Regions from separate parts of the Homo sapiens genome. Here region 2 is linked to region 1. Evidence: read pairs that join two places in POLR2A ChIA-PET (ENCODE). Cell type or tissue: MCF 10A. All regions are shown on one strand. Each heading gives the region's core, and the rest is flanking DNA. Links, peaks and the distances in the headings are about the cores only. Region 1 has its middle 36 kb from the start of FOS. Region 2 holds the start of LINC01220 (long intergenic non-protein coding RNA 1220).

Region 1 (15,460 bases), core at 5,413-10,412:
TAAATAAAATAAATAAAAAAGAAATCTAGGAATAGGCACTCCTGGAACGGGACAGAGGTCCCATTAGACTGGGTGAGGGGTCTTTGAGAAATACCTTAATGCCAATTGTCTTCACAATTTTAATGGTTCAACATGCGAAGGGAGCCAAGGCTATTAATTTGTAACAGCTGCAAAGAAATCATGTCAACACCTCAGTATAGATTCTCTCTGTGGGCACAGAGGTTAGGTTGAAAGTCATGAGACCTAAAATAATTATTGAGCAACAGCATTGTAGGGGATTACTGATGGCAAAATAAACAACCTTCAACAGAATCCACCCCACTTGGTTGTATCCTCCGGGAGACTCTCACCTCCTTTTTTTAGATTGTCATCTCAGTCTGACTACAAACCATGTCTTAATAGATAAAGCTTTGATTCCACCTCTAACATAAGAGCAATACAAACCCACATGCCTACTAAATATAAGTGGCTGATGATATGGGCCTAGGATAGAAAGTGAGCAACTTAATGGGTGAGTTCATGCCGCAAAGGAGAGTCAAGGTGAAGGGGTACCTTATCTCAAATCTGAACAAAGACGTATATTTCCTGTGAAGTCTGATGAGAAAAAGAAGAAAAAAAATGTGGTTTGACTCCATCACACAAAGTAAGTCACAGTGGGTCCTGCTCTGCTGTAGAACTTTAAAGCCTGAGCGGCAGGCACATTTGTGGTTTGGTTGTGTTATCCGATTCTGCGGCTGACACACGCTGCTTTTAGTTCATGGCTGTAGAGTTTCCAGTCTCCCTTGGGCTCTTACGTTATGGTTTCAGGTTTCAGCGTGGCCACACACCTCTCTCCACTATTCAGGTGGAACAGCTGCAAGGGTTCCCCCTGCAAAGAGATCATAATAATAGCAGTAGCTGCCACTGAGGCCTGGCCCTGTGCCAGATGCTGCTTTGTTTTGCATGGTTTCATTCTTTATGCCCACTTTGCAGATCAGGAAACTGAGGCTTAATACAAGTAAAATAATTGATGTAGGGCCACTCAGGTAGAAAGGTGCTGAGGCTGGATTCACACCCAGGACCATGTAACTGCTGAAACTGAGAGTTTATGCACCAGATCATACTGCATCAGCATATTCCTCCTCTTTCTACACTTTCGTTTATGCCGTGCTTTGTCCCTTTTCTCCTGCATACCAGCTGAGCATGTCCTCTTTACTCTGCCTGTCCCTCAAAGACCTGCCTCCTCTGTTCCAGTGCCCCACCCGTGTCAGCCTAAAGTAGCCTCTCATCCCTCTGAACTTTTTCACCTGGACCATTTACTTTGGCACTTAATTATGCATTATTTTGTGTTATTATTTAAATGTTTTATTGCATAGGCTTTGTCTCCCAAACTGAATTACAAGCTCCCAGAAGTCAGGATCAGCTTTTCATGCGGCTTTTTGTTTTTTGTTTTTTGTTTTTTTTTTTGAGACGGAGTCTCACTCTTGTCGCCCAGGCTGGAGTGAGTGGTACAATCTCAGCTTACTGCAACCTCCACCTCCTGGGTCCAAGCGATTCTCCTGCCTCAACCTCCCAAGTAGCTGGGATTACAGGCACCCACCACCACGTCCAGCTAATTTTTGTTTGTTTGTTTTTTTTGTATTTTTAGTAGAGACATGGTTTCACCATGTTGGCCAGGCTGGTCTCGAACTCCTGACCTCAGGTGATCCGCCTGCCTCGGCCTCCCAAAGGGCTGGATTACAGGTGTGAGCCACCGTGCCCGGCCTTCATACAGCTTTGTATTCCTTCCAGCACTCAGCATAGAACTGTGCTCAGTAAGAGTCTAGATCCTGCTGAGGAGCACCAGGGGAAAAGATAAAATGCAATAAAAATGTTAAAGTCTGAAGAAATAAAAGAAAACCGAATGCCGTGGCTCATGCCTGTAATCCCAGCACTTCGGGAGGCGGAGGCACAGGCAGGAGGATCACTTGAGGCCAGGAGTTTGGGGCTGCAGTGAGCTATGATTTTATCACTGCTATGCAACAGAGCAAGACCCTGTCTCTAAAAAGAAAGGAAGAAAACTCAAAATAAATATTCCAAATGTGGCTTCTCCACAGAGGTTATTTTCAGCAAGTGGGATTCATTCTGAGCTCAGCTGCCTTCAACCCTCAATCTTTCTGTAGTGTCTAGCCTAATAAATAGGCGACCTATAAATATTTAATGAATGAAAGAAAGAATGAAACCCCATCTCCGTCAGTTAAAGTAACTTGGACAAATTATCTTAACTCCTCCAAACCTCAGTTTCCTCATCTGTAAAATGGGAATCATTCTTGGAGCGTTTACCCCAGAATTAGAGGCATGTGAGGCACCTCTCACTGTCCCTGGCACATGAGAACTACCATAGTTATTATCACCGTTATTATATTCTAAATCTTTCGTGGGAAATGGTTCCAGCAACTCGAAAATAAAGGACATAGCCACTAGTCTGATGACTTTAAGGTGGAAAATTGCTGCACAAGATGATCAAAACACCCCTAAGCAACCACATGGCCCACAGTTTTCTGCATATTGCTATTTACCAGGTTTCAGGGTTACGTTTTGTTTTTGCTTGTGGCCAAGTTGGAACCCCCGTGGTGTCTTCCTATGGAACTCAGCTTACCGTTGCTGCGGGGGCCCACTTTTCCTTTCTTTATTAAGAAAAGGAAACAGGAAATCGAATGTAAAACCCTCCGACGGTTAGTATCACACCAAAGTTGTGAATTTAACCACACCCCCGCCAGGAAATGGAAGTACAGTTCTCACAGTGATGTTCCCTCACCTTTCATGGCCCACGTGGTATTTTTCAGCTTTTAGTTAGATAAGGTAGATGAAAGGGCTGAACTTTGGGCAGTGGGCTGTCATTGGGTAATTGTTGATTTGGGCATAGATTAGCACACAGATTTAATATTGTACTAATCGAGAAGGGTCTTCCATTTGCTCTGTGGCTATATGGCTCTATCAGATGTCACAAACTTGGGGGTTGGGGAGGTCCGTGCAGTGGTGGGACCGTGGCTCACTGCAGCCTCGAGCTCCCAGACTCAAGTGATCCTCCCACCTCAGCTTCCTGAGTTGCTGGGACTACAGGCACGAGCCACCGAGCCTGACAACATAGTGTATTTTAACATTTGCTTCAGTTGTCAACATTTAAAAACAGAGAAGCCAGGCATGTTAAGTCACACCGATAATGTCAACACTTTGGGAGGCTGAGGCAGGAGGATCAAGACCAGCCCAGGAGTTCGAGACCAGCCTGGGCAACATAGGGAGAACCCCGTCTCTACAAAAATAAAAACGAAAAAATTAGCCAGATGTGGTGGCACATGCCTGTGGTCCCAGCTGCTTGAGAGGCTGAAGTGGGAGGCTTGCTTGAGCCCAGGGGGTCGAGGCTGCAGTGAGCTGTGATTGCACTATTGCACTCCAGCCTGGGCAACAGAGCAAGACCCTGTCCCCCCAAAATAAAATAAGAATAAAAACAGGGAGATTGCACACATGTGCACATGCACATACATCCATTCTGGATTTACAGACTCTCCTGGGGAAAAATAGTGATAGTGGGTTATAGACGCCACTGTTAGGTGGGCACGTGTCTTGGGTTTGGTGCAGCAGCCCTCTGCACTCATTTGCTTCACCTGCCTGCCCCCAGGGCATTGAGATTCCAGGCTTAAGTCTTGTGTATCTGAGAGGCATTCACAAATCTGCCACTCCCAGGAGACAGGTATAGTTTCCTGACACCTTAAGCCTGGCCTTCTGTATATTCAATCTTTTGCTTTCACCTTCTCTTCCCTGCCTGAGTCTCCTGATTCCAAGTCACTAGTCCTGATGACCCCAGAGATGGACAGATGCCTAGCCTAGGCATAAGGAAAGTTTGCCATTTCTTTGCTCCACCCCAGGTTAGGTCTGTATGTGAGACGTATCTACAAGGAAGCTTTGGAAAAGCAAATCAATTGAGGAGATAATAGCACCATCAGGTCACCCCCGAAACTGCACATTTTCCTTCGTTGATGTGTTTGGAACTCTTGCTTTGCCACCCAGCACTCATTCAGGCTTCTTCTGGCAACTGGATTCCCATTTTCCTCTAGGAAATTACCCTTCCCCAATCCTAATCTCTGTGCATTAAGCGCAGTTGACTCTACCTCTCCCTCCATAGATGGCCTGGCCAATCAGAGCACTGCTCAATTCCTCTGCTGTAGTGATTGGTTCAGAGGTGGGCACATTACCCCCGTGAAACACAATGAGACCTTTGCCGGGATTGCCCAGAGACAAGCATGTGCTGTTTTCCACTAGACTTGAACCTGAGCACATACAGACCTAGAGTTGCTGTCCGCCACCTTGCATGAAGAGCCTGAGAATTGCACTGGCAGTGAAGGATAGCCCTACTTAAAGATAAACAGAGATGGGGTCCTGGAGCCCTAGATGAAGCCTTGCCTGATGCAGCCTACCTTGTACTTTTTAATTCTACAAGCAGCTCCCTAGAGAAACTAGACCAGAATGTTTTTAGGTTTCCTACCTGAAGTCAATTTTCCCTAAAAAACAGGCACCAGGTGAGAGAGGGTGAAAAGGGGTACACTTTTTTTTTTTTGAGATGGAGTCTTGCTATGTCGCCCAGGCTGGAGTGCAGTGGTGCAATCTCGGCTCACTGCAACCTCCACCTCCCGAGTTCAAGCGATTCTCCTGCCTTAGCCTCCCGAGTAGCTGGGATTACAGGCGCCTGCCATCATGCCCAGCTAATTTGTTGTATTTTTAGTAAAGATGGTGTTTCACCGTGTTGGCCAGGCTGGTCTCAAACTCCTGAACTCAAGTGATCCGCTGCCTCGGCCTCCCAAAGTGCTGGGATTACAGGCGTGAGCCACTGCATCTGGCCGAGGGGTACTCTTTTTATGTACCTTTCAGGTGATTCATTATGTTTCAATAGGAGCCTCCAGATAGCCAAAATAAAGGGTTAGTTTAGTTTTTGTTTTTTTGAGACGGAGTCTCACTCTTGTTGCCCAGACTGGAGTGCAATGGCACGATCTCGGCTCACTGCAACCCCTGCCTCCCAGGTTCAAGTGATTCTCCTGCCTCAGCCTCCCGAGTAGCTGGGATTACAAACTCATGCTACCATGCCCGGCCAGTTTAGTTTGTTTTTATTTTTCTGCACTGGATACTCCTACTCAAGGTTTGTTGTTTTTTAATTATAAAAGTAATACATGTTTTTAAAATTCCAATAATCAAGAAGTAAGTAACACTAATAAAAAGGTAAAGTCTTCTCCACCTTCATCCCTGGAGCCACTTTTTAGAGGTAGCTTTGGGGAGTAATAATATTGATGAGAATAATCACTAATGTTTATAAAGGGCTTACTGTGTTCCAGGCATCACTGTAAGTACTTTACATGTGTTTTCACACTGAATGTGTGGGATAGAAATGTTAAAGTTGCAAAGCTAATAAAATCCAAATAATCTGACTCTAGAACCACTACACTGCCTACAATTAGATGTTTAGTCATAAATATACACATACACATATTTAAACCACAGTGAGTTCATGTTACACATTCTGTTCATAATCATCTATTTTAACTGACTATCATCTTTGACACCACTCAATGTCACTTTCCCGTTAAGAACGTGGAGCTCTTGGCTAGGAAAACTTTCCTGGATACAGATGACTTTCAGGATGGCAGCCCATTCATTTCGGAGTTGAGCTTCCCTAGGCCTCCAGCAAATAGTAATAACCCTCATGTCTGAAGCAGGTGACAAATGGAAAAGAGGTGGGCATCAGCCTTAGGATATTGAGCTTTTAACCTATTGGTCATTGGTTGAGAGATGTCCATGTGTTACATGCCCTTTGAGGGCAGAGACTATGCCTTAGACCCAAGTATATTTCCAGAGCCTAGTACAGTGTGTTTGGCATGGTTGGCACAGAGAGAGTGCTCAAGAAACATTTATTGAGTGAATAGATAAAGAGACTACTTGTTGAAAATCACTTTGGTGCAGGGCATCAAGAAATGAGACTCATGCTGGGTCCTCTGTGGAGAGGTTCCTAAGCCCTAAAGGTGAACACAACTGACCTGGATTCATGAGCATTTATTATTAATGACGTCATGCTGATGTTCAAACAGGATTTCCACAGTTTCTCATTCTTACGCATTGAAGTAAAACAAATATCTTGCATACCATCAGTAGACAGTTTTAAAAGGGCATCTGGGCCAAGCATGGTGGCTCACGCTTATAATCCTAGCACTTTGGGAGGCCGAGGTGGGTGGATCGCTTGAGGCCAGGAGTTTGAGACCAGCCTGGCCAACATGGTAAAACCCCATCTCTACTAAAAATACAAAAATTAGCCAGGCATGGTGGCACGTGCCTGTGGTCCCAGCTACTCGGGAGGCTGAGGAGGGAGAATTACTTGAACTCAGGAGGCGGAGGTTGCAGTGAGCAGAGATCACGCCACTGCACTCCAGCCTGGGCAACAGAGCAAGACTCTGTCTTAAAAAAAAAAAAAAGGCATCTGGTCCATCATAAAGGTGGTATAGAATGGTGGTTATAAGTTTGGGATCTAGGTAATCCCAGCACTTTGGGAGGCCGAGGTGGGTGGATCACAAGGTCATGAGTTCAAGACCAGCCTGGCCAAGATGGTGAAGCCCCGTCTCTACTAAAAATACAAAAATTAGCTGGGTGTGATGGCGGGTGCCTGTAATCCCAGCTACTCGGGAGGCTGAGGAAGGAGAATCGCTTGAACCCGGGAGGCAGAGGTTGTGGTGAGCTGAGATCGCACCATTGCACTCCAGCTTGGGCAACGAGTGAAATTCTGTCTCAATAAATAAATAAATAATAAGTTTGGGATCTAGAGTCAGCCAACCTAGGTTCAAATCATCCTAGCTGTGACATGTACTAGCTGTGTGGTCTTGGCATGTTACTTAATCTCTCTGTGGCTTTATTTTCCCATCTGTGAAATGGGGCTAGTAAGAGTACCTACCTCATAAAGTTGTGGGGGTTATCTGAGTTGATGGATATAGAACGTTTTTTTTTTTTTTTGAGACCGAGTCTCGCCCTGTTGCCCAGGCTGGAGTGCAGTGGTGTGATCTCAGCTTACTGCAACCTCTGCCTCCTGGGTTCAAGTGATTCTCATACCTCAGCCTCCCAAATAGCTGGGACTACAGGCACATGCCAACATGCCTGGCTACTTTTTGTATTTTAAGTAGAGACGGAGTTTCGCCGTATTAGCCAGGTTGGTCTCGAACTCCTGACCTGAAGTGATCCACCCGTCTCAGCTTCCCAAAGTGCTGGGATTACAGGCATGAGCCACCACACCCAGCCTGGATATAGAACCTTTAAATGAGTAATAAGCATACAGTCAACATTCAATAAATATTAGCTAGTACCTTTACTATGGAGAGTCCTGTTATGTGACTTTTAAAAAGAGACCAAATTAAATGATGATATGAGATCTTCTGTAATTTCTCCCTCATCATGTCCCGTAAAGCCAAATGTGCTACTGATTTTGAAATATTGTACATGTTGAGCACAGAATATATTGTTTTAACTTGTTCTCATCCCTGGAAGGCATTCCAATTCATTATTAGTTTCTTGGCAGTTAAAGCACATGCCTTTCTGGTAATACTGCCTAATACACATAATCCCTTTAATACCCACCCACTGAGTATAGCGAGTGCTCCCTCCTCCGTGTCATTGGCTGCAGAATCTTCTCTCCCTTTCCCCTAAGTGGCCCAGCGTCATCGCATTCAGGGGGAGCTACTGTAACCACTGCAGCTGTTCTAAAATTGCAAGTGTGCCAACAGCCATCTTCCTTTCCTCTCTAGTCCCGCAGGCTCCTGTTCACACAGGCTTTCTCCATCTCCCTCTCTGTCACAGCGGGCTATCTGTCAGGATTCATGAGCCTAAGAAGGCACTGTCTAAAATTCTGAAAGCTGGCCAGGCACAGTGGCTCACGCCTGTAATCCCAGCACTTTGGGATGCCAAGGCGGGCGGATCATTTCAGGCCAGGAGTTCGAGACCAGCCTGGCCAACATGGTGAAACCCCGTCTCTACTAAAAATACAAAAGTTAGCCAAGCGTGGTGGCAGGCGCCTGTAGTCCCAGCTACTCGAGAGGCTGAGGCAGGAGAATCGCTTGAAGCCGGGAGGCAGAGGTTGCAGTGTGCCAAGATCGCACCACTGCACTCCAGCCTGGGCGATAGAGCGAGACTCAAAAAAAATAAAATAAATAAAATAAAATTCTGAAAGTTTCCCAAAAAAATGCCCGTTATGTACCCACCTTTCCCACTGCAAGTTTGTTTATTGATTGATTGAGATAGAGTCTTGCTCTGCCACCCAGGTTGGAGTGCAGTGGCTCAATCTCAGCTCACTGCAACCTCTGCCTCCCAGGTTCAAGCAATTCCCATGCCTCAGCCTCTTAAGGATTACAAGCATGCACCACAATGCCTGGCTAATTTTTGTTTTTGTACCATTAGTAGAGACAGGGTTTCACCATGTTTGCCAGGCTGGTCTGGAACTCCCAGCCTCAAGTGTGATCCACCCACTTCGGCCTCCCAAAGTGCTGGGATTACAGGTATGAGCCACCACTCGGAGCCCCCACATTGCAAGTTTATTCTGGAATAACATCATTATTATTCTGTTATCATGGGGCAGACTCTGAGAAGAGGAGACAAAGGACTTAGGACAACAGTCCATGTACACACACACACACACACACACACACACAGATCTGTCTTTGGAAGATAAGTAGGCAGTTTTTGACACAGTATTAAATGAAAATATTTTGGGCAGTGATGCCTTCAGAGTATAGAAAAGCTAGGTCCGACGACGCGCGGTGGTTCACGCCTGTAATCCCAGCACTTTGGGAGGCCAAGGCAGGTGGATCACGAGGCCAGGAGATTGAGACCATCCTGGCTAACACAGTGAAACCCCGTCTCTACTAAAAATACAAAAAAATTAGCTGGGTGTGGTGGCAGGCGCCTGTAGTTCCAGCTACTCGGGAGGCTGAGGTAGGAGAATGGCGTGAACCTGGGAGGCGGAGCTTGCAGTGAGCCGATGGTGCCACTGAACTCCAGCCTGGGCGACAGAGCGAGACTCCGTCTCAAAAAAAAAGGAAAGCTAGGTCCTACTTTAATAAAGCCTAATAAATGAAGATGTAAATATTAAAACAGATGAATTAAGTGGTGATTAACTGTCTTGTAAAAAATTGCTTTGTGTATATAGGCAGTATCAGGGATTTAATTAGTCTCTCTCCATGCATTTGAACCTGATTTATAGCATGAGGTCTCTTTTAATCCTATCTCCACTTCCTCAAAGATACTGATGTCAGCTACCACCAGAATTGCTGAGCTGAATTCCCTGACCCAAGGTGGCTCGGTTTAATTCAGTCAAGTATTAGGCATTCAGCCTGTTGAATCCTCTCCTGTGCCCAGATCCCTAAGGCCAGCCTCACCCAGGGTGTGGCCTGGGCAGAGAGGGCAACCCGCCCGTGGGATGGAGCTGCAAGGTTCTGATGGTCTTCGTAGAATCACAGCTGGCTTGGCAGTTTCTTGGCAGTTTCTTGACCAAGCGGGAGACATAGATGGAGGCATGTTGTCTTCCAGGAAGGACACGGAGGTCCATATAAAAATTCTCTACTCTTATCCCACAGATGCGTGGTGGCATGGGAGTGCGGAAAAGGCAGGCCCCGCCATAGATGGTGGGAAAACCGCTGGAAAGATGCTGATCCATGGTGGCTGATCACCATGGTGAGATGGGTACCATACTAATGGTTCCATCCTCAACAGTGCTACCTGCATGATACAACTGTGGGCAGGACAGGCCAGGTCTATTCTCTGCCCTTCTGTTTGAGGCTTTGGAGACAGACAACTGCAGGCCCACTGGTTTTACTCATGGTCAGACTTCCCAGGACCTGGCCTTTCCTCTTCAATGTCACTGTCATTTCCCACAAACCCTATCCCTCACAACATTTGAGAAAGCTTTAGTTCAAAAATGTGGCTTCTTCCCCTATTCATTCATTCGGCAAAAACTTATTGGGCAGGCTGAGCAGTAGGCCCAGTAAGGAAATGCAGTCTTGGCTGGGCGGGTGGCTCATGCCTGTAATCCCAGCACTTTGGGAGGCTGAGGCAAGGGATCACTTGAGGTCAGGAGTTTGAGACCAGCCTGGCCAACATGACAAAACCCCATCTCTACTAAAAATACAAAAAAAAAAAATGAAATGCAGTCTTGTCTTGTAGAACCCCAGGAAAGATTGCAGAGCATTCAAGCACTGCAGCAAGGGTGAGCAAAGATGGAGTAGAAAGGGACCTGATCCAGGTGTGGAGGAGTTAACACATCCTGCTTGAGTTGAGGCCTGAAAGAAGCTTTGGAATTTTTCAGGGGAAAAAAAGTGACAGGAAGGGCATTCTAGGCAGATGGAATGGTGCATGCTAACACACAGAGGATGGGAGAGTTCAGCACATTTAGCTTTAAGGTGCCAAGGACAGGATACCGTAGCTCATGCCCATAATCCCAGCAATTTGGGAGGGTGAGACGCATGGATCACTTGAGCCCAGGAGTTAAAGACCTGCCTGGGCAATATGGCAAAACCCCATCTCTACAAAAAAAAAAAAGTGGAAAAATTAGCCAGGCGTGGTGGCACATGCCTGTGGTCCCAGCTACTGGGGAAGCTAAAGTGGGAGGATGGGAGGATCCCTTGAACCCCGGAAGTCGAGGCTACAGTGAGTCGAGATCACGCACTGCATCCCAGCCTGGGTGACAGAGTGAGACATTGTATCCAAAAAAAAAAAAAAATGTGCCAAGGAGTGGAAGGAGGAGAGGGCTGGTGTGAAGGGTTGAGAGGATTGCAGTTTGAGCTGAGCCAGAGAAATAAGCAGGTCCCAGGTTGCAGAGGGCCTTGTCTACCTGGTAAAACATTTAGGTTTTCTCCAGAGAGAGAAATGAAGGGCCATGGAACAGGCTTACCCAGTGGGATCACAGGATTTGTGTTTTAGAAAGGACACAGACAGCATGATGGAGTGGCATTGGAAGGCAACAAGCAGACCACTAAAGAGCCAGAATGGTGAGCTCCTGCCCCCAGCCATGGTGGGGGGAGGACATGAGTAGCAAGATTCTGCCTAAATTAATTATTAATAAGCGACGCAGTGATTCATCTATACCTTCCCCATTCCTAGCTTCATTTCCCCATCCAGCCCCTAGGAGCCCTGACTTTGATTCTAGTCCGTTTCTGTTTCCTTCTTCCCTTAGCTGCCCTCTTCACTGGAATTCTCTAAGGTGCCTGTTCAGCCCTATGGAAACGGCTGCCAGATTCTTCTGTTTTCTTCATGGAAAGCTCCCAAGTTTTTCTCTCCAAAATCCCTTAGAAGTGCTTTGGCCAGTGGAAGAGAGGGGTCTTCAACGTCTTTCAAAGAACAGCTAAGAAATAGTGGCTCAGTGAAGTTGCTAGTTATGGGAACGCCACCTGCTGTGGGAGCTGCCAGTGACGGGAAGCCCAAATCAGCAAGATGAGCCCCAGCCGCAGGCCTCACATTCTGGCAGTCTCCACGAGCCAAGAGGTGTCCATGCCAAGTCCTCATTCCCATGGTGATGCCTTATGGGCTCCATCATGTTAGCCAGAATATACCCTGGGAGATTATACCTGGGAGACACGTAGCTCAACAAGTACGGAACATGTCTTCCCTGCTGGTATTGGGGGGACAGGATGAATATCTGTCTGATAAGCTCACTGAGATATGTTAGGCTTGTTCCCTGTGAATAATTTATATTTTGAGAAACCTAGTACTTTCAAATTCATACAATAATGAGCTGTGTTATATTAGGATTCTGTTGTATGTTCACCTATCAAAATTTATACCTTAAATACTCACACTCAATATGGGGAGATACAAAGATAATTTAGATATCATATATGATTAACTATAGAAAACACATATCTTTTTTTTTTTAAGAGACAGGGGTCTCACTATGTTGCCCAGGCTGGTGTCAAACTCCTGGGCTCATGCAATTCTCCTACCTCAGGTTCCCAACATGCTGGGATTACAGGTGTGGGTAACCATGCCTGGTCAGAAAACACATATCTTAACACAATACACGATAATCACAATAGCAGGAAACAAGTTTTGTTTTGTTTTGTTTTTTTAATCAGAAAGGCAACATTTCCAGGTGAAAATTTTCCTCAGTGATGTAGGAAATGCCATCTTCTGTCATCAGCCCATCTCTAAATTCTCACTCTCACATTTGTTCATGTAGCTGCTACTCCTAATTCCAGATGAAAAATTCCTGTCGTTCAAAGGCAGAGCCGTTTGTAATTTATGCAACCCCTGGGTTCCATCAAATGAAAAGAGTTACTGAAATAGAAGTTATTCTTATTGCCATGCCAACAGCAGACCCACAACCTCAGCTTACAAACACATTCTGTGCTAAAGCCCAAAGCACATACCCTCACGTGCCTCCATCAGAAAGATCTTTCCATTTCCTTCAAGAACAGACCTCCTTCACGTACAATATCCCTCCCAGTAGCATACGTAGGCCTCATTCCTCAGGGAGCTGGCAGGAACACACACACACACACACACACACACACACACACACACACACACTCCTCCAGCACACACCTCCTTTCTCATTTTCCAGAGACCCGGGGGTGTGTGTGTGTGAATGTCTGAACTGATGACATATTGTGACAGAGGACGCAAGACAGTGAGGCACAGCCTCAAAGCAATGCAGGTCACAGCAATAGGCTTTATATAACCCAGAGCCATGGAGAGACCCAAAATAGCAGCCTCCCTGCTGCTCAGTTAGTCTCCTCCATCAACCAGGGATAAAATTAGAGCAGGCGCTGACGTGCACCTGCGTCTGCACAGGGACTCCAGGGAGACAGTGAGAACAGGCTCGACACTCTGCCATCGGCCACGCAGACTGCCAGATTTTTCAGACCCAATCTGTTACCAGACAGAACTCTGTGTGTGTGTGTGTGTGTGTGTGTGTGTGTGTGGTACACACACGCACGGGTGTACATGTGAGCCATGTGGAGCCCTGCTCTGAGAACATTTCAAGGGAATGGCTGGGAAGTTTGGCGGCATGGGGCTTTGAGAAGAATGTTCCAGGTTTTTGGGGGAGGAAGTCAGTCCCCACACCAGTCCCCATTTTACTTCATAGTTCCTTCTCGCCGCCCTCCCTACCGCTTCTCTCTGGCCTGTGTGGGGTCAAGTTTGGCTGGGAAGTCCTTCCTCTAAGACCTCGTTCTGCAAAACAAACAACAAACTAAAACAAAATCCTGCTGTGTTTATTTCAATTCAACCAAACACACACAGTCTGGAGAGTAAAAGCTTGTGCCAAGAGGTCCAGAGGAGAGACAGGCTGGTGAATGTGGCCGACTGTTCTGCAGGCCCCGGGCCCCCACTTTGTCTGGAAGCCATGAACGCTGCTTACAGGTGGGATTGGCAGAAATCCTGTCCTGCCGAGGCAGCAGGTGATTTGTTCTTTTTCTGCTTGAGGGAAAACAGGGCAGAATGATTTTTTCCCCCAAAAGATGCACAGTTAAAGGTTAGTCATTTTGTACCAGATATGATACAAATTTCAAGGGAGGAAGCATGGCTGACCCCAGGAACCAGAGACCAGATAAATAGGTACAAACTAGATGGAATGAGACAAGATTGTGTTTTGTTTTGTTTTTAGGAAAGAGCCGTCATCCCACACTATGACCTCTGAAATTCTACTATTATACATTAATTTTGGGAAGTTTATGTTCTTGGACTTCCCTTTTAAGTAAATACTTTAGAAGCTGGCCATGGTGGCGCGTGCATATAGTCCTAGCTATTTGGGAGACTGAGGTGGGAGGATTGCTTGAGCCCAAGAGTTCAAGGTTACAGTGAGCTACAATCATACTACTGCACCCCAGCCCACTGGGTGACAGAGCGAGACGGCCTCTCTAAAAAAGTTTTGGCCAGGCGCAGTTACTGGCCAGCTACTCGGGAGGCTGAGGCGGGAGGGTCGCTTGAGCCCAGGAGGTTGAGGCTGCAGTGAGCAGTGACTGTGCCACTGCACTCCTGGCTAGGTGACACAGTGAGACCTTGTCTCAAAAAAAAAAAAAAAAATGTGGGGGGCTGGGCGCAGTGGCTCACGCCAGTAATTCCAGCACTTTGGGAGGCTGAGGCAGGTGGATCACGAGGTCAGGAGATCGAGATCAGCCTGGCCAACATGATGAAACCCTATCTCTACTAAAGATACAAAAATTAGCCAGGCATGGTGGCACACGCCTGTAATCTCAGCTACTCCAGAGGCTGAGGCAGGAAAATCACTTGATCCAGAGAGTCAGAGGTTGCAGTGAGCCGAGATCGCGCCACTGCACTGCAGCCTGGTGACAGTGCAAGCCTCCATCTCAAAAAAAATAAATAAAAAATAAAAAAATTTAAGAAGAAAAAAAACACCTTAGTGAGTGGTAATATATTCAACTATTTCACATGGAGGTATCCATAATTTATCCTTTTCCTTTTAAGGTAACCCAAATAAATCCTGGATTCCCATATAGCCCAGGATCTGTGCAGTATCATTTTCACAAAACAAAACAATATACACACGCATGCGAGAGCACACACACACACACACAATAATCTAATTTTTAATGGCCGGGTGTGGTAGCTCACACTTGTAATCCCAGCATTTTGGGAGTTCAAGATGGGTGGATTACCCTAAGGTCAGGAGTTTCAGACCATCCTGGCCAACATGGCGAAACCCCGTCTCCACTAAAAATACAAAAAATTACCTGGGCGTGGTAACACATGCCTGTAATGCCAGCTCCTCGGGGGGCTGAGGAAGGAGAATCACTTGAACCCAGGAGGCAGAGGTTGCAGCGAGCCAAAATCGAGCCACTGCACTCAATCCTGGGCAACAAGAGCGAAACTCCGTCTCAAAATAAAATAAAATAAAATAATTTTTAAAATAATTCCCATTTTTATTTAAATATTGAGAAAAGCAACAAAAAGGATCTGACAGCAAGCAAAGCCACACTCTGAACTTCCCCTTTCCCTCCTCCAAGTCTTTTTTTTTTTTTTTTGAGACGGAATCTTGCTCTGTCACCCAGGCTGGAGTGCAGTGGTGTGATCTCAGCCCACTGCAACCTCCACTTCCCAGGTTCAAGCAATTCTCCTGCCTCAGCCTCCCAAGTAGCTCGGACTACAGGTGCGTGCCACCACACCCAGCTAATTTTTGTATTTTTATTTTATTTTATTTTATTATTTTTTTTTTTTTGAGACAGAGTCTTGCTCTGTCGCCAGGCTGGAGTGCAGTGGTGCGGTCTTGGCTCACTGCAACCTCTGCCTCCCGGGTTCAAGCGATTCTCCTGCCTCAGCCTCCTGAGTAGCTGGGATTACAGGCACACAACCACACCCGGCTAAATTTTGTATTTTTAGTAGAGACGGGGTTGCACCATGTTGGTCAGGCTGCTCTCAAACTCCTGACCTCGTGATTTGCCCACCTTGGCCTCCCAAAGTGCTCGGA
Region 2 (15,460 bases), core at 5,470-10,469, 56 kb before region 1:
GTTCAAGCGATTCTCATGCCTCAGCCTTCTGAGGAGCTGGGATTATAGGCGCCCGCCACCACGCCCGGCTAATTTTTTGTATTTTTAGTAGAGACAGGGTTTCACCATGTTGGCCAGTCTGGTCTCAAACTCCTGACCTTAGGTGATCCACCCGCCTTGGCATCCCAAAGTGTTGGGATTATAGGCGTGAGCCACCATGCCCAGCCTGAAAAAAAGTTTTAATATATAATATTAATATATTTTTCTTTATACCAATGTAGTCATAAAATATAATTTTATAATTATATTAATTGTTAATCAATATAATTATTAATTAACTTGACTATTATCAAGTGATTTTTGACAAAAGTGCCAAGACCATTCAATGGGGAAAGGACAGTCTTTTCAACAAATGGTGCTGGGAAAACTGGATATCCACGTGTAAATGAAGTTGGACACTTGCCTAACACCATATGCAAAGATTAACTCAAAATGCATCAAAGACCCAAATGTAAGGCCTAAAGCTGTAAAACTCACCGAAGGAAACACAGGAGATAAGCTTCACAACATTAGATTTGGCAATGATTTTTCTGGATATGACACTTTTATTGCATAAGCAATAAAAGAAAAAATAGACAAATTAGACTTCATGAAAATTTTTAAATTTTGTGCAAGAAAAGACACTAGCAACAGAGTGAAAAAGCAACCCACAAGATGAGATAAAACATTTGCAAATCATATAGCTGATAAAGGATTAATATCCAGAATATATAAAGAACTCCTAAAACTCAACAACAAAAAAGCAAACAACCCAGTTCAAAAATGGCCAAAGGACTTGAATAGACATTTCTCCAAAGAAGATATATAAATGGCTAATAAATAAGCACAAAAGATGTTCGACATCACTAGACATTAGGGAAATGGAAATCAAAACTACAGTGAGATACCACCTCACACCCATTAGGATGGCTACTATTAAAAAAAAACACACAAGACCATGCACAGTGGCTCACGCCTGTAATCCCAGCACTTTGGGAGGCCAAGGTGGGTGGATCACCTGAGGTTGGGAGTTCGAGACCAGCCTGACCAACATGGAGAAACCCCATCTCTACTAAAAATACAAGATTAGCTGGGCGTGGTGGTGTATGCCTGCAATCCCAGCTACTCAGGAGGCTGAGGCAGGAGAATTGCTTGAACCCAGGAGGCAGAGGTTGCAGTGAGCTGAGATCACGCCATTGCACTCTAGCCTGGGCAACGAGAGCAAAACTCCGTCTCAAAAACAAAAAACGAAAACACCACACTCACACACACAGGCTAGGTGCAGTAGCTCATGCCTGTAATCCCAACACTTTGCAAGGCTGAGGCAAGAGGATTGCTTGAGCCCAGGAGTTTGAGACCAGCCAAAGCAACATAGTGAGACCCCATCTCTACAAAAAAAAAAATTAAATTACATTACATTAAAATTAGCCAGGTGTGGTGGTCCATGCCTATAGTCCCAGCTACTCGGGAGGCTGAAGTGGGAGCATCGCTTGAGCCCAGGAGATCAAGGCTACAGTGAGCCATGAGCATACCACTGCACTCCAGCCTGGGCAACAGAGCAAGACTCTCTAAAAAAAATACACACACACACACACACACACACACACACACACACAGAGAGAGAGAAAAAATTACAAACTTTGTCAAGGATGTAGAGAAATTGGAACTCTATGCACTGTTGGTGAGAATGTAAAATGGCACAGCTGCTGTGGAAAACAGTGTGGGGGTTTCTTTTAAAATTAAAAATAAAATTACCATATGACCCCAAAATTCTACCCTGCGTATATACCCCCAAAAACTGAAAGCTGATCTCAAAGAGATATTTGTACACCCATGTTCATAGCAGCATTATTCATAATAGCTAAAATGTAGAAGCAACCCAAATGTCCATCAATGATGAATGGATAAGCAAAACGTGGTGTATATGTATAATGGAATATTATTCAGCCTTAAAAAGGAAAGACATTCCAACACATACTGCAGCCTGAATGAAGCTTGAGGCCATTATACTACGTGATACAAGCCAGTCAGAAAAGGATACCCACTGTATGATTCCACTTATATAAAGTCCCTTAAAATCATAGCAACAGAAAGTAAAATGGTGGATGCCAGGGGCTGGGGAGAGGGAAGAATAAGAAATTACTGTTTAATGGGTACAGGGTTTCAGTTTTAGGAGACAGAGTTCTAGAGACAGACAGATGGTGGGATGGTGGTGACAGCTGCACGACATTGTGAATGTATTTAATACCACTGACCTGGACACTTAAAAATGGTTAAGATGGCAAATGTTGTGTGTATTTTACCACCATATATAAAAAATAGGAAGAAAAAAAAAAAAGGAGGCCTGGTCACAGTGGCTCACACCTGTAATCCCAGCACTTTGGGAAGCCGAGGAAGGCAGAGTGTTTAGCCCAGGAGCTGGAGACAAGGTTTTGTACGAAACCATGTCTGTACAAAAAAATACAAAAATTAGGCAGGCATGGTGGCACACACTTATAGTCGCAGCCACCAGGCCCGATCAGAAAATTTATTCTTTTTTTTTTCTTCTTCTTTTTTGAGACAGTGTTGCTTCGTCACCCAGGCTGGAGTGCAATGGCACCATCTCGGCTCACTGCAACCTCCGACTCCCAAGTTCAAGTGGTTCTCCTGCCTCAGCCTCTCGAGTAGCTGGAATTACAGGCACCCGCCACTACACCCGGTTAATTTTTGTATTTTTAGTAGAGACAGGGTTTCACCATGTTGGCCAGGCTGGTCTTGAACTCCTGACCTCGTGATCCGCCCGCCTCGGACTCCCAAAGTGTTGGGATTATAGGCGTAAGCCACGACACCCACCCCAATTTATTCTTAAGAATACACTCTGCAGGCCGGGCGCGGTGGCTCATGCCTGTAATCCCAGCACTTTGGGAGGCAGAGGCGAGTGGGTGGCCTGAGCTCAGGAATTCGAGACCAGTCTGGGCAACATGGCAAAACCCTGTCTCTACAAAAAATAAAATTAAATTAAAATGAAGAATAAATGTACTAATGCTATCGGAATCCGTATGCCCATTTGCTTTTAGAGAAGATCCTATTCCCCAAGAGTGTGATGTGTTTTACAATTCATGCACGGTGTCTTTATCCCCTCGGTCGAAGATTGTCATATCCTTTAGTGGTCAAGAGGGGGCGCAGCGACTCAACCTAAAGCGTGGAAATCCCAGTGGCCTGTAGATCACAGATGCCGAAATGTGAAAGCCTTGGTCCTGGAATTAGCATTATGGACTTCACCTGGGAGATTGTTAGAGACGCAGAATCTCGATCCTACCCCAGATCTGCCTCAGAATTTGCACGTTAAGAAGATCCCCGGTCGAAGGACAGGCACAGAGGCTCAGGTCTGTAATCCCAGCACTTTGGGAGGCCAAGGCGGGTGGATCAGGAATTCCTGCTGGTCAGGAGTTCGACACACAGCCTGGCCAACATGGTGAAACCTCGTCTCTACTAAAAACACAAAAATTAGCCGGACGTGCTGGTGAGTGCCTGTACTCCCAGATACTTGGGAGGCTGAGGCAGGAGAATGGCTTGAACCCGGGAGGCGGAGGTGGCAGTGAGCCGAGATCACGCCACTGCACTCCAGCCTGGGCGACAGAGTGAGACTTGGTCTCAAAATAAAAAATAAAAATAAAAAAAAGAAGATCCCCGGGGTAATTTATAGACACATTAAAATTTGAGAAGTACTGGTTGAAAGTGTCTAGTCATAGAAAGGGAAGCTTCTTCCTCAAAGGAAAAGAGGGTAGGAAAGGAGCTGGCTAAGGCCTCCCTTGAAGCCCCCAAATGTCCTGTTCCTTCGACCAAGCAACCAACATCAATCAAGATGGAATTGGAGCCACAGGAGAGGGTGTAAAAGCATTTCATTGGTCATAAATGCATAGGCTTGGCCGGGCGCAGTGGTTCACGACTGTAATCTCAGCACTTTGGGAGGCCGAGACAGGCAGATCACTTGTGGTCAGAAGTTCGAGACCAGCCTGGGCAACATGGTGAAACCCCATCTCTACGAAAAATACAAAAATTAGCCAGATGTGGTAGCACGCACTTGTAATACCAGCTACTCAGGAGGCTGAGGCAGGAGAATCACTTGAACCAGGGAAGTGGAGGTTGCAGTGAGCCGAGATGGCACCACTGCACTCCAGCCTGGGGGACAAAGCAAGACTCCGTCTCAAAAAAAAAAAAAAAAGGCATAGGCTTTTTCCATTTCAATAAATGCTTATTGATTGCTTACTGTGTGCTGGGCATCAGGGATACAATTGTGAGCAAAAATCAGACCCTGTTCCTGCCCTCATGGAGCTTTCAGCCTAGTGGGGACACCAAGTGTGTGTAATCCCATAATCACACATAACTACAAACCTTGTCCTTGCTCTGCAGGTTCAGAGAGAGGGCCATGACAGAGTAAAGGGAAAGGGAGTGGGGATGAGGGGCTGCTTTATATGGAATGTTCAGAGAAATCCTCAGAAGAAGTCATCTTTTTGTTTTGTTTTGTTTTCAGAGTTGAGGTGTCACTTTGTCATCCAGGCTGGAGTAAAGTGGTGCCATCATGACTCATTGCAGCCTCCACCTCCAAGCCTCAAGCGATCCTCCCACCTCAGCCTCCCAGCTAGCTGGGACCACAGGTATGCACCACCACGCCTGGATAATTTTGTTTATCTTTTGTAGAGATGAGGTCTCACTGTGTTGCCCAGGCTGGTCTTGAACTCCTGAGCTCAAATGACCCTCCTGTCTCGGCCTCCAAAGTGCTGGGATTACAGGCATGAGCCACCAGGCCTGACCAGGAAGTGAGCTTTAAGCTAGAGATCTGAAGGATGTGTGGGAGTTAGCCAGGAAAGAGTAGAGTTCCTGTGCGGGGGGTGGCGGGGGAGGGGACAGAATGTACAAAGGTCACGCAACAGAGAGGAACATGCTTACTCAAGGAACTGAGAGAAGACAGGCATGGAGTGATGCAAGATGAGGCTGAGACAGAGGAGGGCAGGAAGGGGCAGCTCGATGGGGCCAGGGACCAGAGGACACAGGCTCACCCAGACCTGATTGAGGTAGCCCCCCAGTTCCCAAAGTGACTACTGCATGGTTCTGCCTCCCGGGGGCCCTGCACCAAATGGCCCATGTGGACATCTCACCTCTGTCCTTCCAGTTCCCATTCTCTTCCTATCCTCCCCTGCTCTCCCCGCTACTAATCCTTTCTTTACCTCGTCACCATCAGCTCCTCTATTGCTTATCCTCTTCTCGCTTGCCCTCCCCAGCATCTTCCTCATTCACCCTTTTTTTTTTTTTTTAAGGCAAGGTTTCACTCTGTTGCCCCCAGGTTGGAGTACAGTGGCATGATTGTGGCTCACTGCAGCCTCAAACTCCCAGGCTTAGTTGATCCTCCCAAGTAGCTGGGACTACAGGTGCATGCCACCATGCTGAGCTAATTTTTTTTGTATTTTCTGTAAAGATGGGGTTTCACCATGTTGCCTAGGCTGGTCTTGAACTGCTAAACTCAAGCGATCCACCAGCCTCGGTCTCCCAAAGTACTAGAATTACCAGCATGAGCCACTGCACCCAGCCTCATTTACCATCTCCACCTGCTCCCAACTTTTCCAGGAAATCGAACGTCAGTCTCCAAGCCTATCTTCCCCTGAAAAGAAGATAATCTTTAAGTCAGACACAACCAGCATTCATTGAGAGCTCACCATGTGCTGGGCCCGGCATCACTTTCCACATTTTTTTCATTTAACCCTCACAGCAATCTTATCCAATAGCTACTATCATTCCAGTTTTACACTTGAGGAAATCGAAGTGTAGAGACAGTAAGTAGTTTTCTCAAGATTACGCAGCTAGAAACTGGTTGAACCAATACTACCCTCCTGTGTGATAACAGGGACTGCACATTGTCCTGTTTGACAGCGTACTAACTGCACGACTACATTTCGAAAGCCTTAAAAATGTGCACACCCTTTGGCCCATTTCTGAAAAAGTCAACTTAGATGTGTACAGAGGTCCCTGCAGCATTTCTACAATAGCACAGAATTTGGAAACAACCCAAAGGTTCAACAATATAGGGTTGGTTAAATTGTGGGTCATTTAGAACTAGAAACCTATATAACCTTTTTTTTTTTTTTTTTTTTTTTGAGACAGAGTCTCGCACTGTCGCCCAGGCTGGAGTGCAATGACACGATCTTGGCTCACTGCAACCTCCGCCTCCCAGGTTCAAGCAATTCTCCTGCCTCAGCCTCCCAAGTAGCTAGGCTTACAGGCGCGTGCCACCACGCCGGGCTAATTTTTTGTATTTTTAGTAGAGACAGGGTTTCACGGTTGGCCAGGCTGGTCGCGAACTCCTGACCTCATGATCCACCCACCTGGGCCTCCCAAAGTGCTGGGATTATAGGCATGACCCACCACGCCCAGTCTCATGACTATTAAAGTGATCATGTAAAAAAAATTTGATGTCCATGAACTACCATGTAGAAGAAGCAAAATGACAATACTTGTAATTACAAGTATTACAGCATGGTCCTGTTTTTGCAAAAACTACAGTATGTGAATTGAAGTAGAAAACTAACATGCAGAGAGGATCCTTGCGGCCAGGAGTTTGACACCAGCCTGGCCAACATAGTGAGACCCCCCACACACACACCATCTCTATAAAAAATAAAAAATTAGCCCAGAGTGGTGGCATGTGCTTCTAGTCTCAGCTACTCAGGAGGCTGAAGTAGGAGGGTCACTTGAGCCCAGGAGTTGAAGGCTGCAGTGAGCTAGGACCGTGCCACTGCACTACTCCAGCCTGGGTGACAGAGCAATATTCTGTCCAAAAAATAAATAAAAAATGAAACTAGTGTGTGTATTGGAAAGGTAGAATTAAAAATGTTGACAGTGGTTATTCCTGTGATGGGATTACAGTCAATTTTTATTTTCTTTATTTTTTGATGATCTGAATTTTCAAAGGTTTCTACCAGGAGCATGTATTTCTTTTGGGAAAAGTTTTTTTTAAAAAGTGAGGAGGTGTTGGAAACTTCCCATTTATTATGTTGTCATCTATTTTAAAAACAAACATACTACTTTGCTGAGAACGTTTTGAAAATATTTTTTTCCTATTACAAAAGCAATATGTGCTTGCCAAAAAAGGCAATCAGAAAGTACAGACAAGCAAAAAGAAGAAAATAAAAACACATTCCCTCCTACCCAGGAACAGCCAATATTAGCACCTTCATGACTCTTCATAAGCTATGTTGTTTTTTTTTTTTCAAGAGATGGTGTCTCACTATGTTGACCAGGTTGGTCTTGAATTCCTGGCCTCAAGTGATCCTCCCACCTCAGCCTCCCACAGTGCTGGGATGAGCCACCACGCCTGCCATGTTTTTTTTAAAGATAGCTCAACCTTCAATTTCTGCTCCAGGAGCTATTAAGGGCCCACCCTGTTGCCATTACTGGAAATATGAGTTTAGAAGGAGGTTTGCAGAGTCCTCTGTGATCCCCAGTTCCTAAGATGGTTTTGCCAGGTCTCAGGCTGTGTTTGAGGCCCCCAAATCACAGCTAGTGGTAAGCGTGGTAGACACCCTGGCCCTGGCCTGTTTCGGAGCACAAAACTCCTCATGTGTCATGGGGGCCCGGAGCTGTCAAGTACGAGGACCTTAAGAGTAATTCCTCACACGTTTAGGATTGCGACACCCTATCATTGTTTGATGTTGCAACCCTCCTTCCCCTTTACTGAAGGAATACATGCAGCATTTGCATATTTCGTTGGGTACTTTTCCACACGAGTTGAAGGGAATTAAGATTAATTTGGCTGCAAGACTACCAAAACCCTCCTTCCCCCACTCCTCGGATAATTGCAGGCAATCAGTCAGGGGTGTCTTCAGTTGGAGTGAAGGATGGCAGCTTTGAGGAGCCGTGAAGGCAGGTTCTGCCATGAGGAAGGCCACCCCAGGCCTGGGAGTACACCTACCAAGGCCAGATATCCCTGGGCCATTCTGACACTCCCCCGCACCCCACGCACACACAACAAGAGGTTTCCAAGGCCCACCCACACCCTCTCTACTAAAATCTCCCCTCCTGGGAAGGAGAGCCGGAGAGGCCTCCAGCTCCTGGCATCCAGCCCCAGTGGGTCCACGCCCTCAGCACAGCCCTGGAGCAGAAAATGTTCTTAGAGCTGATGTGCAAGTCACACCGTTTCTGCTTCCTCAAATGGGGTGATATTTACTCCTGGCGCAGACCCAGGCCCACCCTCCCACCAAGCTCCACAAGTTGAGCTGGTCTCATTGCTATCTGATATGTTCAGTCTTTCTGGAAACTTCAATGACCTTGGAAACTCTATTTTCCTTTACATGTGGCTGCTCTTGTCCACAATAATAACTATAGCTTCTGTTTATTACACTCCTTCTGTGCCAGGCACATTACAAACATGCAATACCCACAACAGTCTTTTGAAGTAGACACAATTATTCCCATTTCACAGATAAGAACACTGAGGTTCCGAGAAGTTATCTGTGCAAAGTCACACAACTACCGACAAAGATAGGAGTCAACCCAGACCTGCCTGACCCCAAAGCTTATGCACTGCCCTGAAAGGTCACTGCTCGAGGGAACCAAGAGAACATATAATCAATCCCCATTCCAATGACAAGACAGCTAAGCTGGAAAATTCATTTACAAACAGTTACATGGTACTTACGAGGTGCAAGGTGTTGCTTTAGCACTTTACAAATACCAGCTAATTCACCCTCATTGTATCACTATGAGATAGGTACTTTTTTTTTTTTTTTTTTTTTTGGAGACGGAGTCTTGCTCAGTCACCCAGGCTGGACTGCAGTGGTGCGATCTTGGCTCACTGCAACCTCTGCCTCCTGAGTTCAAGCGATTTTTCCTGCCTCAGTCTCCAGAGTAGCTGGGACTACAGGCGCGTGCCACCACACCTTGCTAATTTTTGTATTTATAGTAGAGATGGGTTTTCACCATGTTGTCCAGGCTCGTCTCAAGCTCCTGACCGCTGGTGATCCGCCCACCTTGGCCCCCCAAAGTGCTGGGATTACAGGCAGGAGCCACCATGCCCGGCCTTTTTTTACAGAGGAGAAAACTGAGGCACAGAGAGAAGAGTAAACTTGCCCAGGGACATACAGCAAGTGGTAGAGTCTGGATATGAAGCTAACTCTAGGGCCCGTGCTGCGTCTTCTATCCCAGAAGCAGAGACCCACCTCTCCTAAGTCATTGTCCTTTGACCTGTCTACAGCACCGCCACCTTCCTCATCTTTCTGAGAGTCCACTTCAAATTTCAGACTTCCTCATCCCACTCTGGGTGATGTTAGTGTTCTCTTGTGAAATTGCTTTGTGAAATGACTTACTGTGCAAGGCCATATTTGATTAGATCACTATCCAGAGTCCCTAAAGAACTAAGAGTTCTGCAAGGTTTATTGAAGCAAAACCTCAGTTGTTTCTGTGGAAGCTAATCAATTAATTAATAAACAGGGGCTTATTGAGAGCAGTTTGTGTCCCCAGCCCTGTGCTGGGCACCCTGGGGTCTGTGAACACAAAAGATGCACAGACTTGGACCCCAATAAAGAAATACAGTATATAAGTGCACACTGTGTGCTGAGCCTGTGTACAGCCATATTTCAAAAGACATATAGGATGGCTGGGCGCGGTGGCTCATGCCTGTAATCCCAGCACTTTGGGAGGCCAAGGCGGGTGGATCACTTGAGGTTAGGAGTTCGAGACCAGCCTGACAAACATGATGAAACCCCGTCTCTACTAAAAATACAAAAAATCAGCCAGGCATGGTGGCGGGTGGCTGTAATCCCAGCTACTCGGGAGGCTGAGGCAGAACTGCTTGAACCCCAGAGGCGGAGGTTGCAGTGAGCGGAGATTGCGACACTGCACTCCAGCCTGGGTGACACAGTGAGACTCCAGCTCAAAAATAAAAAATAAAAAAGACGCATAGGAGAGGAAAGTCAGAAGTCAGGAAAAGTTTTTAGGCAAGGGGTGGAATTTGAAATAGGCTTTTTTTTTTTTTTTTTTGAGATGGAGTCTCACTCTGTCACCCAGGCTGGAGTGCAGTGGCCTGATATCAGCTCACTGTAACCTCCGTCTCTCGGGTTCAAGTGATTCTCCTGCCTCAGCCTCCCGAGTAGCTGGGATTACAGGCGTGTGCTACCATGTCCAGCTAATTTTTGTATTTTTAGTAGAGACAGGGTTTCACCATTTTGGCCAGGCTGGTCTCAAACTCTTGACCTCAAGTGATCCGTCTGTCTCGGCCTCCCAAAGTGCTGGGATTACAGGCGTGAGCCACCGCGCCTGGCCTGAATTAGGCTTTGAAAGAAGGGACAGGGTTCCGATAGCAGGAAGAGAAAGAGCAGATTTCGCAGCAGAAGCAACAGGCATGTTTTCTGCATCCAAATCGGCCAGATCCTCAGAAAGAAACGAAAGAGAGAAAAGGCTAGAATGGTTCGTGTGTTTTGGTTTGGCTTGGGTTTTTTTTCTGTCAAGTTTTGCTATTTCCACCAAAGTGAATACAGAAAAACTCCCTTGCTGGCAGCACCGCGACGAGGCTTCTGGATTGGAGAAGGGCGCGCTGCCTCACATGTGCACTAGGGGGCAGAGCTGCCGCGGGGCTGCTGTAACTCCAAGAACAACCAGAGGGCAAGGGGAAGGATCCCAGCCCCTTCCTCAAATCAGGCGGCTGCAGGACGGGAGGGCAGTTGGAAAGCAGTCGTCTTCTTAGTCCGAGTTGCCTTCATATTCAGCCTAGAAGTTAGGGAAGAAACAGCGTGTAAGAGGAAGTTGGGTGAGACTGAAAGGGGAAAGAGAAAGAGAGAAGCATTGAAGAGGCACTCTTCCCCACCCCCAGCAAGGAACCCTCCATGTGCCATGAAAAGACTTCCAAACAGCAGAAAAGGGTTAGGGCTACTCCTGCCTCCTGCTGTAATCTTGGCTGAGAAAAGTTTAATGCAAGGCTTGGGTAACTATGAAAAGTGACCAACTGCTAGACTAAGACTGGTTTCAGAACAGCCGACTCCTGTTCCCTGGACAGGGGTGACCATTCCAGCTGCTCTAAGGAGGAATGCTTGAGGCTTTAGGAAGTACACAATTCTTGGCCATCCCCCCCAGGCCCTGGTGTCATGGTGTGGGCTGCGTGTGGCAGCAGACGTGACAATGGCGTTCTTTAAGAGCCCTGAAGTCAATATTTAGCCTAAATGTACAACCCACCAGCTGAGCCAGGCAACAGGGTTCTGAAGCACAGGAAATTAGAAGCACCTAGGCGATGTGGAACACTATTTGAAGCTAGATATCCTGACTTTTATCAGTTTCTAACTAGCTGTGCAAGTTTGGATGGTCGAACCAACTTCTCTGAGCTTTAATTTCCCTGTTGGCGAAATAGGTTAAATTAGATTAAAAGTCTCCGATGTGACTTCCAGCTCTGAAACTCTGGAAAACACACACTCCTTCAGCCAGAGGAACTGGGGAATCTAGGGGGCAGGGATGGGGGTGGGAGGATGGTGACAGGCGTCTTGAAGGATTAACCCCACGCTTCTCCTCGCAATTGCAATCGGCTCCCCAGCAGCGGCCACTGCGGCACTGCCTGCCCCACCCCCGCCCTCTGGGCCCGGCGGTACACACCCACGGCTCCCTCAGAGACTTCTGGAATCTCGCTGGATTTCTCCCAGGAATGCTTATTGCCCTTTAGATCTGCAAATCGCTTTACATCAGCAACCCTGCCGCGCGATTATTAATCATCTCAATATTCTCCCCCATCCCCTACCCTCCCCCTCGCCCGGCCTGGAAGAGGAATTGCAGGGGTCCGGATTTATGAAGGTGATTCGTATTATTCATTCAATAATCAGTTAACTAAAGTTCATTAAGCGCCTAATAGGAGCAAGGTGCAGAGACACACAAATCCAATCACCACAGGGGGCAGAACTGTAGGGGGTCGATGCTCAAAGAACTTCACTGATATTCCAGTTATGTCCTGGGGAGGGGGTGGTTAGAGGGTGATGGAAAAGCTCCCCTCACAAGCCTGATGACAGTGCTGCAACCATTATGGACCACCCCCACGGTTCGTTTTATCATGCCAGGAAAAGGAAAATGGCCTTCCCAAGGTCACTTATCCCCCGAGGGGCAACACTGACCCCAGAACCGCCGTCTTCAAAGCTTTCCACTGTGCCATGAAGGAAAATTTTGAGTTGAAGCCTATAAAATACAGCGTTGGGCGAGAGATGGCATGATTTCCGGGCACAGAGTGAGAAAATCGTGATCCCAGATCACCCACCCACAACAAACGAGACCGCCCCAAATCTTGACTGCAGCTACAACCAGCAGACGCACAGGAATGCTGGAAACAGCTCATTCATCCATCGCGGCGCCCTCTCTCTGGGCCCCCAGCGCCCCTGCCCTTGCCTCCGCCTGGGTGGGTCCCGGGACAGGAGGCGGGGGTCTCGTGGCTCGGAGCCTTCGCCCAGCATTCCAGGGGCGGGGCAGGGACCGGGGGCGGGGCGCGGCGGGAGTCCCGCCCACAGCCTACCCCGGGCCGGCGGCGCAGTGGCTGAGCCAAATATGGGCAGAGCGGAAGCGGCGGGCCGGCGTCACGGCGCCGGGTGGGGGCCGCGCTGCGGGGCGGTGACGGGAGTCGCTGACGGCGCCTACGTGTCACCGTGGAAACCAAACAGTAAACAGAGGACTCGCGAGCTCCTGGCACCGTCTGGCCCTGCGACCTGCCCTGGAGCAAAGGGCCGGAAGCTGGGAAGGGCCAGGAGAAACCTTGGCCTGGCCGACGAGGACAGGGGCGCGGCAAGGGTGTAGAGAGGGCGGTGGAGGGGACGCTGAGAGAGCACTCCCAAACGTCCCTCCCTGAGGTCCCTGGAAGCCGGCTCTCCCTCTGCCCACGGGCCAGCAGGGGCTGGTCAGGAGCGGAAGGAGGCCCTCCTGTCCCTTCTTTTTCTTTTCCTTTGTTTTTTTTTTTTTTTTTTTTTTTTTTTTTGAGATGGAGTCACGCTCTATCGCCCAGGCTGGAGTGCACTGGCGCGATCTCTGCTCACTGCAACCTCTGCCTCCCGGTTCAAGCGATTCTCCCGCCCCAGGCTCCCAAGTAGCTGGAACTACAGGCGCGCGCCACCGTACCCGGCTAATTTTTTACATTTTTAGTAGAGACAGGATTTCACCACGTTGGCCAGGTTGGTCTCCAACTCCTGACCTCAGGTGATCCGCCCGCCTCGGCCTCCCAAAGTGCTGGGATTACCGCGCCCGGCCTCTCCTGTCCCTTCTGAGGGCCTCCGTGCCTGCAAGGTTGTTGCGGATACTGATTTTGCTTTGTTTTTCCTTTCTAATGGCTAAGAGTTCAGGCATTGAAGCCACACTGCCTGGACTCTAATTCCAGCGCTGCCACTCCAGTTGGATGATCTTGAGCAGACCTCTGCGCCCCAGACTATATTATTATCTACAAAAATAAGGATAATAGCAGGACCTACCTTTAAGAGTAGATGAGGACTTTTAAAATGAGTGTGTGTGTGTGTGTGTGTGTGTGTGTGTGTGTGTGTGTTTGGAACAGTGTCAAGCATGTTGTGAGCCCCAAGTTAGTGTTAAGTGTTTATTTTTATTCCCAGGCAGCACAAGAGAAACTTACGTAGTATTAGTAGTGCATCTCCTAAATCTACTACTGACGTAATGTTTTTTTTCTCGAGTCTTCTTTAGATTTAAAATAAAAGGGGGCCGGGCGCTGTGGCCCACGCCTGTAATCCCAGCACTTTGGGAGGCCAAGGCAGGAGGATCACTTGAACCTAGGAGTTCTAGACCAGCCTGGGCAACATAAGGAGACCCCGACTCTACAAAAATAAAAAAAAATAGCTGGGCATGGTGGTGCACACCTGTGATCCCAGCTACTTGGGAGGCTGAGGTGGGAAGATCTTGGGCCAGGGCAGTCAAGGCTGCAGTGAGCCTTGATTGCAGTCACTGCACTCCAGCCTGAGTGACAGGGAGACCCTCTCTCAAAAATAAATAAGCAAAAGGAATTATCTATTTTAAAGATAATATTCAAATCTAGTAAAAATATTTAGTTATTAACTAAAATGTGCATTTGTCAAATAAAAACATGGCAAAACACTGTATCACACTGCTTCGCAATTTTAAATTTTAAACACGAAAACTCCAAATGGTTACATGGAACAGAAGCAACTCAAATTCAGTCTTCACAGTCATTGTGTTATCTCTGTTTTTTAAGTAATTTTTTAAAATGAAGCGTACATATTACATTATTCAAACTCAATAGTAATCCCAGCAACTGTTTAGGACTTAAAACAACCAAAGATTTTTTCAGGAAGAAGTACTTTGTCACTGACAACATTAGAATTGCCAGCTCATAGTGTTTATTTAAAAGGCAGACTGCCCAAAGACCTGAAAGGCCCAGAGGTGTTCTAGGTCCCGACGCGGCTGCTGGAAGCCACCTTTGGTGAGTGTGCCCAGTGCTGGCCTGGGTGCCCTACCTGGGAGCTCTCATCCCCTTCCCCCAGCAGGCCCGTATGGATAATCCCTTACATCGAGCAGATGAGCAAGGCCATGCTCCAGCTGAAGGCTCTGGAGTCTTCAGACCTCACCGAGGTCGTGGTTTACAGCTCCTATTGGTACAAGCTCCAAACCAAGTGGATGCTCCAGTCCATGGCTGAGTGGCACTGCCAGCACCAGGAGCAAGGGATGCTCAAACTTGCAGAAGCCATGAATGCCCTCAAACTAGACCCTTGGATGAAGCGAACCAGCTTCCGGCCAATGTGATGGAGGCCAGGATGTAGAGATTAGGTTGTGGCCAGAGCCGGAGTGGTTCCAGCTTGGTTTAAACTCTGCTCCAGCCTGATGAATTAAGGAAAAACCATCTCTTTGGGGATCTCTGCCCTTGCTCTGAGTCCTGTTGTGAATATCTTTTTTGAAGGTTGCCAATTAAAGAAGAAAGTTTTGGGGTTTTCTCATTTTTCTTTATTAAGAATAAAGTTTTAAATAAGGGAAAATTTTTAAAAGGCAGACCAACTTTTTTTGGTTTTATTATTCGTTTGAAATTCTAAGCAGATAATGTGATCCCTTGTGGATAACAAATCCTAGAGTGACCCACAGTGATTCCTGCTTCCTGATGTCCATGCCTTTGTGTAATTCCCTCCATCTGAGTGCAGGTGGAACCTGAGACTTGCCTCTTAGCAATAGAAAATGCAAAGGTGATGGGATGTCACTCCCGTAATTTTATGTCTGTGTATGGCCCCATCTTGCTGGCATGCACTGGAGAGGTTCTTGTCGCAGGCTTGATGAAGTGAGCAGCTGTGTTGAAGAAGTTTACAAGGCAGCCTCTAGAACCGAAGGGTAGCCTCAGCCAACAGCCAGCAAAATGCCAGAGTTCTTAGTTATACAGCCACAAGGAAATACAGTCTGTGAACAACCTGAGTGAGCTTGGAGGTGGACTCTTCCCCACTCAAACATC

The links. Peaks named below come from ENCODE experiments on the same cell type or tissue, not always from the same donor. Only the 100,000 strongest peaks of a DNase experiment are listed, where the experiment ranks them.
Region 2: POLR2A ChIA-PET joins it to region 1 with 12 read pairs; 26 of 35 experiments call an interaction of 5 or more read pairs at or near these places.

The regions. Positions count from the first base shown.
Region 1 is chr14:75,234,939-75,250,398 of GRCh38, reverse strand. No RefSeq gene overlaps it. Among named protein-coding and RNA genes, the nearest start is that of FOS, 36 kb to the left of the region's middle. RefSeq lists enhancers at 152-271, 472-641, 12,049-13,729. In MCF 10A, for the core only: no CTCF peak of the experiment used is centred there; a DNase peak (open chromatin) is centred at 7,658.
Region 2 is chr14:75,291,415-75,306,874 of GRCh38, reverse strand. LINC01220 (long intergenic non-protein coding RNA 1220) reads right to left here and starts at 12,471. Exons shown (of 3, transcript NR_038421.1): 1 at 12,334-12,471; 2 at 12,138-12,198; 3 at 10,465-10,755. It also overlaps the pseudogene DPPA5P4. RefSeq lists enhancers at 2,487-2,656, 12,764-12,903 and a silencer at 12,234-12,693. In MCF 10A, for the core only: no CTCF peak of the experiment used is centred there; DNase peaks (open chromatin) are centred at 7,694 and 8,094.